2 separate regions of the Mus musculus genome follow, and region 1 is linked to region 2. The links are chromatin loops, found by intact Hi-C in ENCODE. Cell type or tissue: gastrocnemius. All regions are shown on one strand. Each heading gives the region's core, and the rest is flanking DNA. Links, peaks and the distances in the headings are about the cores only. Region 1 overlaps 2610027F03Rik (a long non-coding RNA gene). Region 2 has its middle 34 kb from the start of Celrr.

What was found. Peaks named below come from ENCODE experiments on the same cell type or tissue, not always from the same donor. Only the 100,000 strongest peaks of a DNase experiment are listed, where the experiment ranks them.
Region 1: a loop joins it to region 2, with 4 times the contacts of the local background. A loop is called at or near these places in 4 of 42 quality-filtered maps.

What each region holds. Positions count from the first base shown.
Region 1 is chr1:120,710,592-120,718,925 of GRCm38, forward strand. The region is part of intron 2 of 2610027F03Rik (a long non-coding RNA gene); the gene reads left to right. Among named protein-coding and RNA genes, the nearest start is that of 2610027F03Rik, 29 kb to the left of the region's middle. In gastrocnemius, for the core only: a CTCF peak has its summit at 3,496 (motif pointing right); no DNase peak of the experiment used is centred there.
Region 2 is chr1:121,049,561-121,057,894 of GRCm38, forward strand. No RefSeq gene overlaps it. Among named protein-coding and RNA genes, the nearest start is that of Celrr, 34 kb to the right of the region's middle. In gastrocnemius, for the core only: a CTCF peak has its summit at 4,364; DNase peaks (open chromatin) are centred at 3,150, 4,352 and 6,522.

The sequences.
Region 1 (8,334 bases), core at 146-8,145, 340 kb before region 2:
ACTCGTGCCCAGGTAGCCCACAGCCACCTGTAACCCAAGTTCTAGTTTTAAAGCTGGTGCTGGGAATGCAGTTTGGTTGATGGGATGCTTGCCTAGTGTACAACCCCCACCCCTGCTCCATCTCTAATCCTAGCACTTGGTAGTCAGGACAGCCAGAAGCTCCAAGTCATCTTCTGTTACATATAAGCTTGGGGCTAGCCTGAGCTACATGAGACCCTTCCTTAAAAAAAAACAAAAACCAAAACCAAAAATGCTTCTCCAGGAGGCTTGCAGTTTAAGCATGAGATACAGCCCAGAGCCTGCGAATGAGTCCAGAAAGAATCCCCCAGCAAACTGAGCACAGAGTAGGGCTTGGCTATGAAGACCCAAGCTGCACAGGGCTGGCTAGGAGGAGGAACCGAATGGAGACCTGTTTATACATCTTTTCTTGAAGGGAAGCAGTCATATCTGAGGTCACAGCATGGAAACTGAGTCACCAGTCTGAGGTAAAAAATGTGAGAATTCTCCCACCTTTCTATTAAATTATTTTTAAATTAGATATTCTCTTTATTTACGTTTCAAATGTTATCTCCTTTACTGGTTTCCCCTCTGAAAAACCCACTTTCCCCTCCCCCTCCCCCTGCTTACCAACCCACCCATTCCTGCTTCCTGCCCTGGCATTCCCTTACACTGGGGTATTGAGCCTTCACAGGACCAAGGGCCTCTCCTCTGGTTGATGACCAACAAGGCCATCCTCTGCTACATATGTGGCTGGAGCCATGGGTCCCTCCATGTGTACTCTTTGGTTGGTGATTTAGTCTCTGGGAGCTCTAGGGATACTGGGTGATTCATACTGTTGTTCCTCCTATAGGGCTGCAAACCCCTTTGGCACCTTAGGTCCTTTCTCAAGCTCCTCTATTGGAGAGCCTGTGCTCAGTCTCATGGTTGGTTGAGAGCATCAACCTCTGTATTTGTCAGGCACTGGTAGAGCCCCTTAGGAGACAGCTATATCAGGCTCCTGTCAGCAAGCACTTGTTGGCATCCACAATAGTGTCTGGATTTGGTGACTGTATAAGGTATGGATCCCCAGGTGAGCAGTCTCTGGATTAAAGGCCAGCTTGGTCTACAAAGTGAGTTCCAGGCCAGCCAGGATTACACAGAGAAACTCTGTCTCAAAAAAAAAAAAACCCACAAAATAAATGGTTTAATTTTTTATGTATATGTGTGGGTTTGAGGATGTGAGTGCAGTGCCCACAGAAGCTTGGAGAGGGCGTGGGAACCCTTGGACTGGAGTTCACAGTAGTTGTGAGCTGCCTGATATGGGTGCTAGGACTTGAGTTCTGATCCTCTGCAAGAGCGGTACTCAGTCTTAGCTGCTGAGCTAGGCCTCCAGCCTATATAAATTAGCTTTGAAAAGGACTGAGTAGCAGTTTTCTATCCTGGTGACCTTTAGAATTTGAACTGTGAACTTCCATCGCGGAGATTGACTTTCATCTGCCTTGCTGGAGAGTGAACTGGGAAGTAGAGAATCAGGATGGGACAGCAATGCCTGGTCTCCATGTTTATTGTGAGAACTTTGTCATGCGCACAGTTCCAGGAGACACCAAAGGACACTGAACAGAACCAACAGGCAAGATAGAGAATGACAAGCAGATTCAAGAGTCTGCTCCTGGATAAAGAATAGATATCCAGAAAATGTTAAAGACTTCCTGCCAGCCAATCATAATAAGAAACAGACAGCCCAACCAAAGAATGCATTGGAAGCAGTGGAGATGGCTCAGCCAGGGATGGCTGTACAAGCCCAAGGGCCTACGTTTGATCTCCTAGAACCATGCAGAAAAAGCCAGGCATGGTGCTGCACACTTCTGATCTCAGCTGGGGTTAGGGGGCAGGAAAGATAGAGAGCAGTTAGGGAAAACACTCGATATTGACCCCTGGCCTTCCCATGCACATATGAACATGAGTATGCACACATAAGAGAGAAGACACAGAAAACACACACACACACACACACACACACAGGGGGTGGGGAGGGATTAATCTGGGCAAAAGATTTCATTGTGGTTAGGGTATGAAATTTCTCCCATAGGCTCCTGTGCGTCAACATTTGATGCCCAGCCTTGTGCTGTTTAGGAATGTAATGGGACCTTTAGGAGGTGTAGTCTTGCTAGAGGAAGCATGGCCACTGGGAATGGGTTTGGGATGGTGATGATTGTATCCTGGTCCTACTTCCTGTACTTTCCCTGTGTGGGGGAGAGATGGAATCTCTCTACTTCTTGATTGCTAGCCCAACCTCATGGTCCTACTGTCATCCATATCTTTCCCACCACTATGGGCTCTGTAAGCAAAAAATCAACCCTTTCTTTGTAATGTTGCTTTTTTTTTGTTTTTGTTTTTGTTTTTGTAGTGTTAGGGTATTCTTCTACTGTAACAGAAAAAGTCACTAAGAGATACTAGTAAAGATCCTTCTAAATGCATATACAGTTCCATGGCCAGTAAGCACATAATAAAATATTACTGGTCATTAAGGACATTTGAATTTAACATGCCACATGCATCAGGATTGCTGCTACAAAAAAAAACCCAAACAAAACCAAAAAAAAAATAGGGAAGAACTGATGTTTTCAGATATGGAAGAGTCAAAACGTTCAGCATTGGTGATGGCAATAGAATACAAGGCAACAGCCCTAGAAAGCACAGTGGTGGTTCATTTAAAAGGCAAATAGTGGGCTGGGGAGATAGCCAAATGGTTACAGTGCACACCACACAAAGAATAGGGACCTGAGTATAGATCCCTAGAAATCCACACAAATGTCCCCATGGGTGTGGCAGCTCGCTTGCAATTTTAGCCTCTGAAGACAGAGAAAGGGCATGTCCCTATCAAGCAGATAGCAAGACTTGCCATATTGATTGAGAGGCCCTGACTCAATGAATGAGGTGAAAGAGCCATTGAAGATGATTCTGGATACCAGCCTCAGCCTTCACCTGCACATGTATCCATGCTCACCCACATGCTCATCTACACACACGCAGCACATGCACACACAATGCACATCTTGAAAATGGAAAAAAATATAAATAGAACTAACACATGACTCAGCAGTTCTGAGAGTGTATCCAAAAGAGTCCAAAGCAGAATACTGAACATATCTTTGCAGTATGTTGTGATATTAGAAGGTTGGTCACACATTGATGGGTTTGACTAGCTTGAGAAGATGAGAGAAAGCTCTGGAAGTAGGCCCTAGGGATAGTTACACAACAATGTAAATATACCTATAGCAGTGAGCAAGGCACTTCAAAGGGGTAGAGTGGTAAATTTCATGGTATATACTTCTAAGCACAATTAAAAATATTCGTATATATATGTCATATATATACATATACATATACGTGTGTGTGTGTGTGTGTGTGTGTGTGTGTGTGTATACTGTGAACCTTTGTGAGTTTGTGTGCACCTATGCATGCAAGAGCCTATAGTGACCAGAAGATGGCAGCAGATCCTCTGGAACTGGAATTTTGGGTGATTATGAGCTACTGTCTGGGTGCTGGGAACCAAACCCAGGTCTCCTGCAAGAGCAGTAAGCATTCTTCACCACCGAGCCATCTCTCCAGCCCCCAAATGATTCCTCTCTCTCTCTCTCTCTCTCTCTCTCTCTCTCTCTCTCTCTCTCTCTTTGGCTCTCTGTTTCTGTCTCTCTCTGTCTCTCTTTGTGTGTTCACAAATGTGACTGTAAGTATGCACATGCCATAGCACAGATGTGGGAATCAGAGAACAACGGTGGTTTTGGGTCCTCATCTCCTACCTTGTTTAATACAAAGGCTCTTTGTTGCTTGTTGCTGCATACTCCAGGCTAGCTAGCCTAAGAGTTTCCAGGTTCCTCTCTCTGCTTCCCATCTAGCTATAGGGGTGCTGAGATTACAGATGTGTACCACCACTGCATCCAGCTTTATGTGGGTTCTGAGGGTTTGAATTCAGGTCTTCACACTTGCACAGAAAGTGCTTTTTTTTAGTCTCAGTTAAAATATCGTAAAGTCCCTAAACCACACCAGTCCTGTGATTTCCCCAAAGGAGCCTTCCATGTACACTGGTCTTCTCATTCCACCCATGTCTACTCATATTTCTATCTACAGATGTACATCTTTGTCTATTGTGCTTCTGCCCCTGAATTTCAGGTGGAACTCTAACTTAGCTTTCCCAGCCTGTACTCACTGGATCTGAAAGTGTGAATATTTAAAAAGCGTTTAAGTCAAATTAGCAAGATGTTTCCTACTCCCTAGCTGGCCACCCTTCCCAGTGGGTAGATGCCATTTTCCCCAAATGGCCTTCAGCTGCATCCCCAGCTATAGACATCCATTGCAGATATTCATGTGGTCTTAAGCATCCAATAGAAAGGGTGTGGCGGTGTTTTTACCCTGGGAGTCAGCTTCAGGTCTTCTTTGGTAAAGGAGTCCGAAGTGGACATTCCAGTGGAGCGCAATGGGCCGGAGTCCTGATGGCTTCTGAAATTGGCAAGAAGTCTGAGAAGTGAGGCTGAGGGTGGAGAGAGACCTACCCCTGAGTCTGCACTCATGGATGTTAGCATTGGTGCCTAGGCTGGAAGCTGTGAGGAGGACTCAAGGAAACTGAAGCCCTGGAATTTCTGAGGGAGGGAGGAGGAGGGAGACTCGGCCCAGCAGAGGCAGAAAGCTGAGTGGTTAAGAGTGGGTTTGGAACCCTCCCTTTGTTTATGAACAAGTCTCCGAGATACACAATCCGAGCTAGGGAACCCTGGAGAGTGGAAGGGCTTGTCTAACATCTTGATCTACTTTCCTAAACTTTTTGGAAAGAGAAAATCCCCCAGCCCCAGTGCCAAGTCACCCCTCCCTCCACCTCTCTATTTGTAAAAACCCATCTGCAGTTCAAGGGAAATCAGATTCATGTGTTTTCAATTCATTTACACTTAACATATTAAAATATTGCTTTGTAAGAGCTATTTGATGTCCAGGAAGCCATTTGAGTCTCTTAAATAAATCTTTAAAGTCCCTTTTTCTTAGAAACAGGAAATTGCATTTTGCCAAATGCAAATTAACTTGCACCTCATAAAGTTCAAGTTGAGCTCAGAACCGAGTGAGGGTCGAGTGGGTTGCAGACTTGGCAAGCGATTGCAGGGTTTAATGGAAACCAAAAGACAGCAAATGGAGCTCCACGGACATTCCAAAGGATGGTATTATTGGATTCCTTCAGCGAAAGTCAACTTGACATCCACTTACACTGCTGGTTCTTCAGCTCCTGGTCATCAGAACGTCTCCTCTATTTTGTCTCTTCTCTCAGGCCTGAGCCACAGGACAAGTAGACAAGTTCGAGGTTCACGTGGGCCAAAGACTATGCACTTTGATGGTTTTCCTCTGACTTTATTTGTTCCCTATCAAGTAACAGTACAGTGTCACTCAGAGCATCTGCTTTTCTCTGCTCACAACCCATGTGGCACAGGCACCTTCTATCCTTTTCATCTGTCTGGGTGAAGTAGAGCAGGTTGCCATTGTGACCTTCCTTCAACACAAGCGAAAGAGAGGGCCATCGAGCTAGGGAGATGACTCAGGCAGTAAATTGCTTGCTGTGCAAGAACAAAGAACCGAGACCTGAGTTAAATCCTCAAACCTAACATAAAAGGGCTGGACAAGGTGGTGAATATTTGTATTTTAGTGCTGGTGCAGCCTTGGATCCCTCGAGCTCACTGGAAGCACTCAGACCCCCACAGTGTATTCTAGAGGAACATGGAAGAGGCACTTGGCTGGACATAGGTTCTGGAATACTTTCTAGGGGAGGAGCCCCCTGCACTAGCCTTTGTGATGAGCAGTTTCCATGGCTTAGAGTTTCAGATGGAAGGGAAAGCTGGAGTGAAGGCAGAGAGCTCAGATGTAGCAAGATAGAAGCAGAAAAACGTTAAGTCGATTGATTGTAACTACAAAAGCAAGATGGGAAAAAGGGAGGGGAAGAGGAACAGCTGTACCAGCACTTGTCTGTCCGTCACTCTAAACTTGATCATTGAGAATACCACTCAGTAGCCTTCTATGACTTTATGAGATGACCTGAGTTTTGTTCCTTAGGAGAACGATAACAAAAGGCCTTACCGGAGTAATTTATGAGTGGCAATAATCTATTGCTCATGGTCTGAAAGCCAGGCTCAAGACATTCTGTTTAGTGTATCCAGAGGTCTCCTTCTGCATCTTCATCTTGTCTTTATCTTGTGTTTTCACATGTAGAAGAGTCTGAGAACTTTCTTTTGCCTCTTTTTGTAAACTGTTATCTGTATTTGCTGTCTGTAAGTGTTTTGCTTGTACATATGCATGTGCACTACCCATGTGCGGTGTTCATGGAGATGAGAAGAGGGCGTTAGATCTCCTGGAGCTGGAGTTACCAATAATAGTGAACGGCTGAAGTGGATTCTGGGAACCAAACTCATGTCTTCCACAAGAGCTATCACTCCAGGCCGCCTTTAGGCTTCTTTATAACGGAATCTAATCATCTCTGATAGCCCTTACCATTCTCATACTACCGTGTTGGAGGTTAGTTGTGAATATATGAATTTTGTGATGGTGTTAAGACCACTGAAATGTTCATCAACTTTTGAGAAATCCTTTCTTTCTCTATTTTTTGACTCAAAAATTTGTTTCAGATTCTTAGTTTCCTTTCCTGTTGCTGTGATAAAGCATTTGGAAGCAACCTTAGGGAGGAAGGGTTGATTTAGCTCACAGCTCAAAGTCCATCGTGCAGGGATGTCAAGCAGCAGAGATGAAGCAGCTGGTCACATTAAATCTACAGTCGGAAGGGAGAGCAGAATGCACACAGGTGCTTTGCAATCTTCTCTGTGCAGTACAGGCTCCCAGGCAGGGATGGCTCCACCCACAATGGGCGGGTCTTATCACCTCAGTATAATTCCCTAACAGTTGTGGCTAGAGGCGTGTCTCCTAGGTGATTCTAGATTTCGTCAAGCTGGCGATCCTAACATCACAAGCTTTTCCGTTCCTGGTCTGAAATCACAATTTGCCTCCCTTCTCTCCCCTCTTCCATTTTTCTTTTCCATCCCTCCCTCCTTTCATACAGGAGTTACTTGGGCCAGGTTGGCTTCCAACTTTGGTACTCTCCTGCCTCAGTCTTCTGAGTGCTTCAGTTCCAGGTAGAAAATGTGTATATTCTTGTCAGTAGAGAGCAATGTTCATGAACCAAGATGGTGTCTCATGTGTGAACATCGTTATAGTGCATCAGTTCTGCCCTCAGGGAACAGAATGTGAGGAAATATGTCTATTATTTAATTAATTAGTTTATTTGCTTTGTATTGCAACTGCAGTTTCTCCTCCCTCCTCCCCTCCAAGTCATTCCCCTACCCCACCCTACCCAACCCCACCATCCACTCCTCTCTCCCTTTCTGTTCAGAAAATGAGAGGTGTCCTGTGGATTTTAACCAGCCTTGGCATATCAGGTTGCAGTAAGACCAGGCACATCTTCTACTGAGGCTAGACTAGGCAGCCCAGTTTGGAGAAAGGGATCCAAAGGTAAGTAACAGAGTTAGAGACATGCCTGCCCCCACTGTTAGGAGTTAAACATGAAGACCAAACTACACAACTGTTACATATGTGTAGAGGGCCTACGTTAGTTCCATACATGCTCTCTTGTTGGCAGTTCAGTCTCTGTGGGCCTCTATGGGCCCAGGTTAGTTGACTCTGTAGGTTTTCTTGCATTGTTCTTGACCCCTCTGGCTCCTACAACCCTTCTTCTCCCTCTTCTGGAGGATTCTCCAAGCTTCTCCTAATGTTTGGCTGTAGTTCTCTGCATCTGATTCCATCAGTTGCTGTGTGAAGCCTCTCTGATGATGGTTATGCTAGGCTCCTGTCTTTAAGTATAGCAGAAAATCATCAATGTATCAGGATTGGGGTCCTTCTCATGGCATAGGTCTCAAACTGAATGAATCATTGGTCATTTTCTCAATTTCTTCTCCATCTTGTACATCTTATAAGCAGTAGAAATTGCAGGTCAAGGGTTTTGTGGCTCAGTTGATGTCCTACTCCCTCCACTGGAAATCTTGCCTGTTATAGGAGATGGCATGTTCAGGATCCATATCCTCCCTTGCTAGGAACCTCAGATAAGGTTACCCTCATAGATTCCTAACAGTTTCCATTGCCCTGAGTTTTAGCTTGTCCAAGAGATGCCCCCCTCCATTCTAGTTTTCTCTCTCAGTACTCTCTCCCTCCATCTGGTCCCTCTTATTCCTATCCCCACCTCTCTCCAATCCAGTCTCCATGACCACCCCTGCTGTCCACCCAAGATGTCTATTCTATTTCATCTTCTCAGTGAGGTTGAAGTATCCCCCCCCTCCC
Region 2 (8,334 bases), core at 269-8,268:
TCCCTTCAGTCTTGAACAAGAGAGTTTGAGCATTTGGCAGGCAAAAGTAAGATGAGTAGGGGCTAACAGACAGAGAGAAACATGTTAGATGGCAAAACATCATCGAAGCAGGTGCTTACGAAATCCAGCAGAAGCCCAATTGAGAGAGCAGACAAAGGTGCTCATCGAGGGCTTACAAACATCCAACAGAAATTAGCCAGGGAAACCTGGTTCAGAAAGACAGCTGATGAGGATCATGGCAAAGTATCCCCATTGAGCAAGGCTCTGAAGAGGACAAACTGCCGCAGAAAGGGGACCAGTCATCACACTATTGGGATCTGGTGATCTTCCAGCAGAAACCGACTGGGGGAGTTGAGGCAGTTGAGGCAGCTGGAGTCCTGGTTGAGCTTTCTTTCCTGGCTGAGGCCTGAGCTCAGCATCTCTCCCCAGCCCCAGGCACTTTTATATCATAGGGTAAGCACGAACATCTTCCTTTGCTTTCTGAACTCTTAGCCATCTGCAATTTTCTTTTCCTTTTGTTATAGAGTTAGGAAGCCGCCCTGCTCTCAGACAGGGAGTTTTAGAGGAGATGGGGCAAGTGTTTCCTTACTTCCAGAGTCACTTCCAACAAGCTTAAGCAGCAAAAAGCCAATTTCCCATTGAATAGTAAGGAGACTGTGAGCTAAGCACAGCATTCCAGCTCTCTGCTTTCTGACTGGAGATGGGTGCCGTGTAAGCAGCTGCCCCATCCTCCTGCCATCTTTCCTTCCCCACCATAATGGACTCTACTCTTGAACAGTAAACCAAATAAACCCTCCCCCTTAAGCTGCTTTTGTTAGGTGTTCTGTCACAGAAACAATAAAAGTGATGGGTCCATACATGGTATCACGATCCTCAAACAAACTGGTGAAATTATCCCCGTGTGGAAGATGAGAACCAAAGACTCAGAAAGGCAGAGAAAGTCGCCGAAGGTCACACGCACATAGGTTTGGGAGCCCGGCTGCCTGACCTCCAAACCTGCGTCATTTGCACCAGAAAAGAGAAATTCAAAAAAGTAACAGATATCAAATTCCCAAACCATAAATACTTGTAACATTTACCAGAGAGTTAACATTTGGGGTAAGAAATGTCAGAACCCAAAAAGCAAATATCTCCTCCCTTGCACAGAGGAACGCTTGAAAAGATATATTTAAAAAAAAAATCTGGGGAAACTTGAGAGCTTCAGTCAAACACCACCCAAACTTATTGTTCCTCGTCTGTTCCACTGCCTCCTTGCGTTAGCCCCTTGATTAACTATATATTAATGTCCAGGGGCCATCCTGAGTCAAGGGCGGGCACGGCCTGACTAGAGCAGAATAGAGAGGAGGCTCTCTCTGCAGAGAGACTCAGGCCCAGGGCCATCATCATTCAACAGCATTTTTTCTTCTGAAGTCAATACGTTGCTCCCTCTCAAACATGCTTAAAGAAAACACACATTGATTTATTCGCAATTCTGAGCTACTTATCACATGCTAATGACCGCTGTGTGGAAAAACACAGTCTGAAAAAAAATCCCCTGTGCAGAGCATAGTCACTTTGCCCAGGGAGCAGAGGAAACAGCTAAGTCCCCTTGCCGTTCCCCCTCCTCTCCCCCAAACCATCCCCCCCGCACCCCCCCCCCCGCCCGCCTGCCTGCCTGCCTGCCCAATCCTGTAATTCACCAAGACTTAGCCACTTAGAAGAGGATGTGTGTGTGAGTGTGGTCATTTCCAAAGACTCCAGAGAGAGCACACATCCACCCACACCCCTGCACCCCCTTTCATTCATTAACCCCCCAGGGGCCAAGACTAATTAGATCAGCTTGCTCATTTTGAGCTGATAATTGATTTAAATAGGTTGCTCATTTGAAATAGAAGAAAAGGCTGCTAAACATTTGGTGGTTGGGTCTTTTTTTTCTTCTTCTTTCCCTGCAACTTTCAATTGCTTGTGCAATGTAGCATAAAATGTCGAGGTCTCTCTTTTCTTTTCTGTCTCTTTCTTTTTAAAGGGTCCATAAAATTAATTACAATAAGGAGGCAAGCAGCAGGGGCAGGGGGTTAACTGATGACTCTAATGAGCAGCCCCAGCTTTGCTCATGCTGGTTGCTAGCTGCAAGGGGCTGGGGCTTCAAGAAACTCTGCAAAAGCCTTCCTACAGATTCAGTCTGCATGGCAACCAGAGTAGCTTCTCCGAGCTTCCAACAAAAGGTTCCTGCCTTTCCAGTGGTCGGGATGCTCCAGAATTGTCCTCTTACCATTAAAAACAAAAATACTCTTAAGACACCATTTTATGATACCCCACACCCCACGTCCCCCCTCATTTCATATACTTTTGGAGAGATCGGAACTTTAAGGAAACAGCTTGACCCTACTCTGAGTTCTGAAGACTTTCTTTGCTCAAAGGGTCTTTCATGACTGGTCCTGCACCAGATGGGTGGATTTCAAGTGTGGACCCCAAAGTTTAGACTGGCTCTTTTTTGGAAAATAAATGGTCCCATGAGTTTATGCGGCTTCACTGACTGGATCCATTTGAGCACAATGAAAAGGTCTTTTGTCTGCAGCCTGGAGGGCAAGGGATGGGTAGCATTTGTGACTTGCTCTACAAACAGTTCTTGCAGGAATTTACTGTGCCCATAGTTGGGAGCCGAGAGCAGTTGCAAAATCATTAAAAATAAATACAATTATTGGAAGTTGAAAAATCAACCCCCCACCCCCGCCCAAGCACATGCCAGGTGTATCCCACAAACAAAACTTGCCAGGGAAGCAGGTGGGAGATTGAGTGTGATGGACAGACCTGGGTTTTCATCTACATGTAGTCCTTCCTGGTGCAGATTAAGTCACTTACCCCTTTGTAAGCTTGATTTCCTTGCCTGCTAAAGGCAGACGATGAGGTCCGTTTGGAGGTCTATGATAAGAGTCGCATCATGTAACAACCCAGCAATTCTGCACAGCTTTGTGTTCTCACAATGGGAAGGCATAGGTCCTTGCACATAGTACAGTGGCTTTAACGCACACTCAAGAATTACAGAATACAGAGCCCGGGGAGGTGGCTCTGTCCCTAAAATGCTTGGTGTACACATGAGGACCTGAATTTGAATCTCTACCCCCTGAGTAAAAGGCTGGGTACATGGCTATGATGTCATTGCTGGAGAAGTGAAGATAGGGAGGTCTCTGGACCCTGCTTGGAGGCTAGCCTTGCCAAGTATGTGGGGTCTGGGCCAATGAGAGGCTGCCTGAAAGAGCAAGGTGAACAACATTCCTGTAACACCTAAGGGACACACACACACACACACACACACACACACACACACTCACAGGAAATGCAGTGAAAATCCTTTTTTAAAGGGGGGGAAGGAGATGCATTCTTTTTTGAGGATATGGCCACTGGTAGGCTTCCCATGCTCGAGGGGATGCCCCCACCCACACACATATGGCCAGCACTAACTGGACTCAGTTATCAAAAAGAGAGAGAAGATATGAAATTGGGAGGGGTGTGATGGGGGAGTTGGAGAGGGAAATGTGGGGCGGATCATATTTCATCGAACATCCGCATGAAAGCCTCAAGAATTATTTCAAAATTTTTAAAATGTTTTAAATGGATTTTTTTTTTACTGCACATGGACAGACCCTTTTCAATGCTCCCTGAACAGTACAGTGTAGTGAACGTCCACTGGCATTCACACTGCTACAATTAACCTGGGCATGAGTGAAATTGCAGACACTCGTGGGTTCTGTATACCCTTTTGGACAAGGTTTTGAGCATCTGCACACTTGGGTGGGATCTCACAAATAATAAAGGGAGAACACTGGACCTATGATACAAAATACATTTCTAGATCACCAAAAAAGGCCTTTTGTCCTGGATTTTTTTTTAATTTGAACTTTTTGAGAATTCCATGCATGCATTATATTTACATCATCTCCACCCACATTCCCTTTCTTAAGACTTTTGCTGTTGTTGTTCTTTATTTGTGTGGTATCTGTGTGCATGTGCATGCAGGCACCCATGGAAGTCAGAAGAGGGCATTGGGTTCCCTGGTGGAACTGAACTCAGTTCCTCTGCAAGAGCAAAAAGCATTTGCTGCCTAAAACTGCTTATTATATTTAACAGAGAGGCCAGCAGTTTCTTGTTGCATCTGGGCCTTACAAATTTGTCTCATCCGTCCTGATTTGCCCACCCTCTCCTCCATACACTAAAGCTGTGAGGCCGCTCTTCAGAAACAGAGAAGCGAGGTCCTGTCCATGCCGGAGGCACAATGCGTTCATATGTACAAATCACATTCACTCTGCTCGCCAATAAATTCCAACGGCACTGTAGCCCTCCCAGTTCCTGTAGGCCCGGGCCTGCTCACCAAGGAAAAACTGTGAAAGAGTGCATGCTAGTGGGCGAAGGTCAGAATCGCAGCTACTACTTCCTACCCCAAGCAGAACACTGGCCTTTCAGGTGGATGACAGAGACCCCACCCAGGAGTTGACAACAGGCTCTTTTAATTCAGCATTCATGTGGCACAACGTTCTTGGCCTTAATGACATAGGAGTTTAGGTCCAGGTAATCTTTTTCAAACCAACCAGTTGTGAAATATATTGAGAAAACACTGCCAATTTCCAATCCTCTGGACTGAACACCGAAGGTAAATAATAATGAATATTTATGGGACACCTGATTGCCTAAATGAGTTCCCTAAGGTATGAATAATTGAATGTGCATATGCTAATTAATTGGGAAAAGCCAGTAGGTAACTCCTTTTTATTTGCATTAGCCTCATTTTGTTTCATTTCTTACAAGTATTACTGCTCTCAGTTATTTCCTATGCTTCAGTGAGGTTGAGTGTCATTGAGAGAATTCTTAATAGACACCGTGATTCTTAATTTCAGTGACTGCATAAGCAATGGCAGAGTATGAAGGGGTATTCTTAGAATATAGTTTCTTTGCTTTGCCTAACAATAAAAGCTGTGATTCATTGGTACTTCCTGTCAGCTGTCTTTGTGGGTGTGTGGAGTGAGTGGGTAGAGTGTGTGTGTGTGGGGGGGGGGTATGTATGTATGTATATGAGTGTCTGTTTATTCACGCATACACATATAGAAGTCTTCTTCTTTCACTCTCCCCCTTATGTTTTGGGGCAAGGTGTGTCTCTAAATTTGGAGTTCATTGATTGACTATTCTAGCTGAGCAGCAGGCTCCACTAGTCTCCATCCCCTGCCCAGTAGTAGGGTTACAGGCATGAACCATAATGCCTGGCCTTTGAGGTAGGTGCTGGGGATCCTGATGCTCATGTGGCAAGCAATTAGCTTACTGGGCCATCCCTGAAACCCCAAACATCTTTCACCTGCATCTTCTGTGTTAAATCCTCAGCAACATTTTAAGAAAGAGATGCTAAGACTACAGTTCTTTTCTTGGACGGGAGCTAGACTCCTGGGTCAGAAAGCCACCCCTGGAGCTGTGAGCTGTGAGCACTGATGCATAGATTTATGGTTCTTCCTGTTTAAAACTTGTCTTTCCAGGGGCTGGAGAGATGGCTCCGTGGTTAAGAGGGCTTGCTGCTCTCTCAGAGGACCCAATTTCTGTTCCCAGCACCCACATCAAGCAGTACACAGGTAATTCATGATCACTGTAAGCCCAGTTCCAGGCGAGCCAACTCTGTCTTCTGGAATTTATTTGAGAATTTTCTTTTAAAAGTTGTCTTTCTAGAATAAGCTCCCAATCTTTTACCTCAGGTACAATGTCTGAAGAGCGTCGCCTTTCTCTAATCATGATCAATGTGGTCCAACTTGGTGTTGGAGACAGGGTCTCTTGTGACCTGGATCTCATGGATTCAGCTAACCTAGCTGGCCAGTGAGCCTGGGATCCTTCAGCACTGAGATTATAGATGTAAACTGCTATTGCAGGCCTTTGCTGTGAGTTTCAGGGGCTGGAACTCTGGCCATGCTTGCAGGCTATTTCAGACTACAGTAATGCAGCTTTACCCTCCTCCAAATTTAGTGACTTCAACCAGCACTGATCATTTTGATTCTGAAACTTTATCAGGGCTCAGCAGAGAGCTAATATCTGGGGTTTGCTGAGCTCAGCTGGATGTGCAACGGTTCTTAGCTGAAGTTCGTCTAAGGTGCATAAGGCATTTCTTCCAACTTGTCTCTCCAGCGAGCCCATCACCGCTCAGGGGCTTGATCCGAGATTCTTTGCGTGGCCCCAGAACTTGAGAGCAGAAGCTACATTGCCTTCTAGCCACTTTACTGTGGAATGAATTGCATCGTTTCCATGACGAAAAGCAACGTGGAGAAATGAGGGTTCACTGTATCTTATCAGCTAGAGTCTGTCACCCAGGGAAGCCACGGCAGGAACCGGCAGGCAGGAACTGAAGCAAAGACCGCTGCTGACTGGCTTGTTTCCTCTGTTCTGCTTAGCTTGCTTTCTTAATCCAACATTGGCTACCAGCCCTGGGATGGCACCACCACAGGGGGAAGAGCCCTCCCACGTAACCGTCCATCAAGAATGCACCCCTATAGGTCTGCCAGTGTGATGGAGGCAATTCCTCAGGTTGGAGTCTATCCAAGTGTGGGTGGTTGTGAGAATGGCTCTGATAGGTTCATATAGTTACATGCTGGGCTTTGAGATTTCGAGAGCCAACGCCAGGCTAACCCCCAATGTCTCTCCCTTCCTGCGGTCTGAAGATCTGGGTGTAGAACTCTCAGCTATCTCTCCATTACCATGTCTGCCTGGATGCTGGCCATGCTTCCCACCATGATGATAATTGACTAAACCCCTGTGATTGTAAGCCAGCCCCCTCCCAATTAAATACCTTCTTTTTGAAGAGGTGTATGGTCCTGGTGTAGCTCTATGTGTCCAAGTTAGTTCTAAGCTCATCTTAGACCAAAGGGAAGGGAAACCCACTCCAGGAGAATAATGTATGACTAAGGAGATTCCTTGTTGGCAGTCTGTGAAAATGATCTATCAAATTATATGCTCGGGTGACAAAATCCAGAATAGTAACATGAATTTCATTCCTGACCTGAATCTAATATTTATTGTGGATGAAAAATGAAATCCTTTGGTTCTAAAGAACAAATTAATTTTGAGAGACAAACTTAGCATTATCAGGTTCTGTTCTCCATTAGCTGCGAGAATTCTTGTAGCCGGTGATTTGTAGATTGATTTATGACCTGTATCCTAGACATAATCAGCGGACGACCAATTTGTTTATTACATGCAAATCGCCTAGGTGAGACTATTAAAGACAAGGTTGGGCTGATATTAAGTGTAATTTGAGGCAAACCAAGAAGGATTAGGGGGCTTTCTGATGGATTGAGGCAGAGAGCTGAAAGTCGGCGCTGAGACAGATCGCTGTGTTCAGCAGGATATTTTGAACCAAGAGTTGTTAGTAAATACAGATACAGAACTGGTTAAAAAACATGATCATGAGCAGACCAATCTGGCAAATTCTTCTAGAAGACTAAGGCAGCTGTTTGCCCACTGGACATTGTTGAAATGAAAGGCAATGCAAAGGAGCAGAGTTTTACCAGGGACTGAGGATCACTGGTGATGGGTAATCTGCCGATTGTTCCGTGTGCGTGTACATGTATATGTATGTGTGTGTGTGTGTACATGTATACACATATGTTTGTCCGTGTATATGTGTATGCAAGTGTGTGAGTGTGATTTTTTTTAAATGTTTCTTTTGTCTGGGTTAATTATGAGCTGCCCAACTGGACCCAAACAGGAGCAGCGAGTGCTTTTAACCCCTGAGCCATTTGTCCATTTCCACCAGCCATTTTGGAGGACAGCCCATGAACCCCAGGCTGCCCTGAAACTCACTGTGAAGCCCAGAACAACCCTGAACTTCCCATCTTCCTGCCTACACCTCCTGAGTGTGAGGATTGCAGACAAGCCACAAGCACCAGTGCACCTGAGCTCACGCAGTACCAGGGAGGAAGTCCAGGGCTTTGTGCGTGCTAGGCAAGCATTCTGACAGAGCCCCTGCCCCAGCTAATGTCTGAGTTCCGCTGAGACATACCTGTAGGACACCATGGCAATAAGGGACATGCTTCAGCCTGTAAGTCCCTGACATGAAGGGTATGAAATCCTTTAGAAGAGGATTTCAGGGATCCTTATTAATCAAGGTCCATTTGTATCTAATTACACCCTGACTAACTATCAGAGCTGACTTCTAGGCCATTTGCTTTCCGGTCTAAACAAGAATTTCTCTGTGTCAGTAGCTTTAAGCCGTCACCAAGGAGGCTCGTTGGCAGGGTTACCAGTGTACCTTTGCCACGGCCCCTCTCCTCAGGTCTCTTCTTGTGTCTCACCTATGAGACTCATTAGCTATAGAAAACCAAGACATCT